Regions from separate parts of the Mus musculus genome. Here region 2 is linked to region 1. Evidence: chromatin loops called from intact Hi-C (ENCODE). Cell type or tissue: left cerebral cortex. All regions are shown on one strand.

Evidence for each region. Peaks named below come from ENCODE experiments on the same cell type or tissue, not always from the same donor. Only the 100,000 strongest peaks of a DNase experiment are listed, where the experiment ranks them.
Region 2: a loop joins it to region 1, with 2.1 times the contacts of the local background. A loop is called at or near these places in 2 of 42 quality-filtered maps.

Annotation. Positions count from the first base shown.
Region 1 is chr4:155,758,689-155,761,188 of GRCm38, forward strand. It overlaps Atad3a (ATPase family, AAA domain containing 3A), which reads right to left and starts at 2,410. Exons shown (of 16, transcript NM_179203.3): 1 at 2,114-2,410. The coding sequence starts at 2,315. In left cerebral cortex, a CTCF peak has its summit at 1,375 (motif pointing left); DNase peaks (open chromatin) are centred at 1,397 and 2,459; H3K4me3 peaks cover 1,290 bases; H3K27ac peaks cover 607 bases.
Region 2 is chr4:155,667,652-155,670,151 of GRCm38, forward strand. It overlaps Mib2 (mindbomb E3 ubiquitin protein ligase 2), which reads right to left and starts at 1,568. Exons shown (of 20, transcript NM_001369164.1): 1 at 923-1,568. In left cerebral cortex, no CTCF peak of the experiment used is centred here; DNase peaks (open chromatin) are centred at 1,195, 1,640 and 1,864; H3K4me3 peaks cover 2,083 bases; H3K27ac peaks cover 2,023 bases.

The sequences.
Region 1 (2,500 bases):
GACAGGACAGGGCTGGGGACAGAAGCACTCTTTGGGGTCTCATCCCAGCACAGTAGGCAGGAATGGAGGTAGCACAGTCCAACAAAACTGGGGCCAACCTCCAGCTCCTGTTTCTTCTTCATGTGGCTTTGGCAAGCTGAGCTAACTTCTCTGAGTCCATTTTCTTGTAAAGTGAGTCAGAATAGGTAAACCTCAGCACAGGTTTAGTGCCCACCTGAGACTGCCCTACAAGAAAAGGGCACAGACCTAGACAGCCCATGAGGGCATGCAGAACCCATGGAATTTGTTGCTGGCCCAGAAAAGAGAGCTCTGTTAAAGCATAGTAGAGGCCAGGGCACTGAACCTAGATAGCGCATGCTCTGGGCAAGCCCTCCAGGACTGCCAGGACAAGCGCCTGAAGAGCAATTTACATGCAAGAGTAGTCAGGATGTAGCTGAGGGTTGGAACTACTGTTCTCCATAGTCTATACAACAGCCTGCATTAGTGAGACTAATAGCCAAGATTCAATTCTGAAACTCTAGGTGTGTCTAGAGAGTGATCTCCCCAACCCAGGAGTTACCGAGAGTTGTCCCCTACGTAACAGTGTAACAGGACACGGGATCATCTGCCAAGTCTTCTAATACTGGAAATGCCTTGAAAACCAGCCACTTTTCCTCATTTCAACCCAATCACTGAGATTATCTAGCAAACACAATAGATTATTTACAAAATTACTAGCTCTGCTGGACCTCAAGAGACAGGTGACCCTGGACCTCAATCTGAAGGCTCTGAATGTCTATATGGAGATTTGAGTCTGTGGGGCTCAAGAGACCATTGCCAAAAGTGGACAGGATCTCACAGTGTACCCCAACTAGCCTGGAACTTACTGTACAGAGCAGTCCAGCTTCAAACTCAGAGATCTGTCTGTCTCTGCCTCCCAAGTATTGGAATTAAAGGCATGAGCTCAAGACTTTTTTTTTTCCTACAAGAGCAGAGAATTGACTCACCAAGTGCCAGACTCTCTCTCAGAGGGTCTGCATATTATACCTATTTAAATTAGGGCTTCCCTATAGGATCTTTTGAAAAACAGAACACCCGCATAAACACAAAATTGAGAATGGAAACATCCTTCAATAAGTATTCATTCAACAAAGCTGACATTTCAGGCTTTTAAAAAATTTTTTATGTATTTGAGTTTTTGCCTGCATATAAGTATGTATATGTCTGGTACCCTTAGAAGCCAGAGGAGTCCTTGGATGCCCTGAAACTGGGGTTACAGAAGGTTTTGAGCTGTCATATAGGTGCACAGAATTGAACACAGGTCCACTACAATAGCAACAAGTGCTCTTAGCCTTTCAGCCATCTCTGCAGCCCCCTGCAGGCTCTTAAAAATATTTCAACTAGCTAGGCATAGTGACACACGCCTCAGGAGGCCGTGGCAGGTGGAGCTGTGATTTCTCTGACAGCCTGGTCTACAGGAGTCTCAGCCAGGGCTGCACAGTCTTTATAAAAACAAGAACAAACAAAGCAAAATAATCAAAAAAATCCACCTTACATTACACTTTGGCACAAACTGTCAACATCAAAACAAAAATGTGTCATTTGTTGGGAAAAGTCCTGGCCTTTGGGATCCATCAATGCTAAAATCTGTCTCAGAGAGGATCAACCTTTACGGACACCCTCACCTCACGTTCCACAGTGGAATGCTATCATCCAATAGTAAACACGACATCTACTCTCTCCTTTTTAAGTGAGAGATTGCTATTAACTACCACAACACAGGATCGCCTGACCTGGCTATGACTTTTGGCCTGCACCACGTGGAGGCAGCTAGAAAGCCCAACAGTAAAGTAGGTAAGGCCAACATTGGCACAGGGTCTCTCCTACGACCTACGTGTTGACAGCTACAAGTGCAAGAGGGTGGCAGGATCGGGGTCTCCCCCAATGCAGGACGGCTATGACCAAATGTCCCATAAGCGGCCATTCAGGTCACCTGAAAGGTACGGCTGCGAACGACCACTGTGCTGCTAAGACGTCAAGAGGACCAAAGTCCTAAGGGCAGCAGCTAGTGCCTCCGAGAGAAACCTCCCATTTCCCAGGGCCTCGGCCCGCCAAGCCCAGCCCGCGCACTCACGCGAGTGCTCCAACTCGCGAGCCGCTTTGGCCGCACGTTCCAGGCCCGTCGGGTCGAAGTTGCTCCATTTGTCCTTGGGCGATGGCCGGTCTCCCGCCCCGCGGTCACCGCCGCCCTCCGCCCCGGGTTGAGCGGGCGGCAAGGGCAGCGGAGGCCCTGTGCCTTCGCCCTTGGGGCCCTTGATGCCGAAGAGCCACGACATGGTCTGCAAGCTCCGCGCGCCCTCGGCGGACCGTACCGGAGCGTGACTCGCGAGGCTCCTCGCAGTCACCACGCGCCGCGGGCGCGACTCACTGCGCAGGCGCGAGCCACACCCCTTCCTTCTGGACGACGGAAACCTAGGAGGGTCAAGACGTTCTCAGCCGCCGGATTGGCCGCTGACATAGG
Region 2 (2,500 bases), 91 kb before region 1:
GCCCCTTATTATATGAATATTTTATTGGGAATCTCCAATCAGCCACAAAAATTAAGTCATGGGCTGGTGAGATGGCTCAGTGGGTAAGAGCACCCGACTGCTCTTCCGAAGGTTCAGAGTTCAAATCCCAGCAACCACATGGTGGCTCACAACCATCCATAACAAGATCTGACTCCCTCTTCTGGATTGTCTGAAGACAGCTACAGTGTACTTACATATAATAAATAAATGAATCTTTAAAAAAAAATTAAGTCATGTTATAGTATAAAAGTTAGCAGATTGCCTTTATTCAAATGAATAAAACTACATGACATAGAGAGGATTCAGGACTCGAGTATATCTCCCTATACCTCTGGTGGTGTCGGAGATACTGTTGAATTGAAAAATGTCTAACAAAACTGGTTCATCAGAGGCCCCTACTAGGCAGGTGGATGTCCTAGATGCTAGTAGAATCAAACAAGAATGTCAACTGAAGACACAGAGGCCAGGAAACCAGATCTACCCTGCACCAAGACATCTGCTGGGGGACATCATTAAGGTTCAGGGGTATCATGGCTACTAATCTCTGGGGAACTCTAGGTACACTGTAGCTTGGGGTTCACCACCCTGCCTAGGGCTGACCTTGGGTGGGATAATGACATTCAGATACTTGTTGCATCAGAAGCAACAGGCCACAGTGGAATATATAGCCAGGAGACATTCTATAAGCAGCCAATCTTGCTCTGTCCCCAAGCCCACTAGCTCCTTAAGAGCCTTCCTGGCATCTCTGCTTTTCTTATTGGTTCTGAACCCAAAGGAGGCAGAAAGGACGATTTCTCACTGCCCAGTCCACTCAAGCACATTTAAACAGAAACACAAACCCTGACACATCAGACGGCATCCTCAAGAGAAACAAACCAAACCCGAACTGTCAAGCGCTCACCTGTCTGGAGGTCCAGTGTCCCCCACCCGCCTTGAGAATCGGGCAGGAGCCCTGATGCTTGGAGACTTGGGACTGGCCTCCGCCGTGCTGACCTTCCTCTCTGAAAGCCCCAGGAGATCCAAACCTATGGCCAGGGGTGCTGAGACGCAGTTAACATCTGAGAAGGGACAGAGGCCGCTGGTCGCCTTAAAAAGCTCCCATGGGTCTGGTGGCTGGGACACGCTGCATCACCCCCACGCACCGAGAACGCGCAACGGGCACGAGCTGGGTCCAGGGGGAGAAGCACCAAAAGCCCGTCGCGCTGAAGGGCCGAGGTCAGCCAACAAAACCGCAGCCCCGTCAGGACGATCAGGACCCCTAGGCCCCGTGCCACCGCCCCCGTCGCTGGGAGGACGCCCGGCCCGGCCCCCCACTTGCCAAGAGTTTCCGCGCTCGTTCGGCCCAGGAATACCCGCCCCTGAGCAGCGCAGAGGCTGACAGTGGAGCCTCGGCTCGCCACCGAGACGCCAGCTGCAGCCCGCCGTCCTCCGCCCCCTAACAGTGTTTAGCAAGGCCGCCTCTCTTGCGCTAGCCCACCAGGGAGCCCCACCACGGCTCCCCGACTACAGTCGCGGGGCGCCGCACAGATTGCCGGGAGCTGTAGTTTGCAGAGCCAGCCCGGGGGCGGGACAGACGACTCCCAGGAGGCTCTGCGCGTGACGCACTATGCTTAGGGTCAGGGGGCGGGGCTTATAGCTACCAAGGCACCCCGAGCATGACGTACACGTCTGGTCTGGTAGCAAAGGGACCGACGGACGCGTTATGCATGGTCAGCGGGAGCTCTGTTTCTCTAAAGAAGAAACTGGAAATGCCTGCGTCTCGGCATTCTTGGAACAGAGAGGGAGCGTTGAAAGGGGATGGGCGCAAAGTCGCACCCGGAAGTGCGTGTGGGCGGAGCCAGCCCTGCACAGGTCTCCTGCGCAGTACTAGTTCCCAGGACGCTCTCTGTTGCCTTGGAGACAGAAGTTTCGGGTGACGTCTTGCCTGAAATGGGTGGGGTTTCCAGAGATGTAGCGAAAACGCATCCAAAGTAATTCTTTTGGCTTTTTTTTTTCTTTTTGAAATAAGGTTTCACTATGTAGCAACGTGTAGCAACATATTGCAACATAGCCTGGGCCTCACTATGTTGATCCTGCTGACCCCGAGCTCATGGAGCCCCACCTGCTTCTGCCTCGAGAGTGCTGGAAATTAAAGCATGCACTACCACACCCTGCACGACTTAATTTATTTTATAATCAGAGTTGCGCCCATCTTTTTTCTTTTGTTTTCCTATCCTCTATCTGGAGCGGGGTGGGAATCAACTCAGACCTACTGAGCAACCCCCTACCCAGCTACTGATTTTAGTCCTACAGGCATAAAGTTAACAAGCAGTCATCCTGGCCTTTGTGTTTATAAACAGTATACTGCCTTGATTTACATGTATTAGACAGTTCTATGAAGTTCCTCAGACCACAACAACATAGTTCTCCAGCAACTCTCCCCACAAGCTTTGCCCCCATGTGCAAGTTACCTCCATATGTATTGTAACTGTCCCCTCAC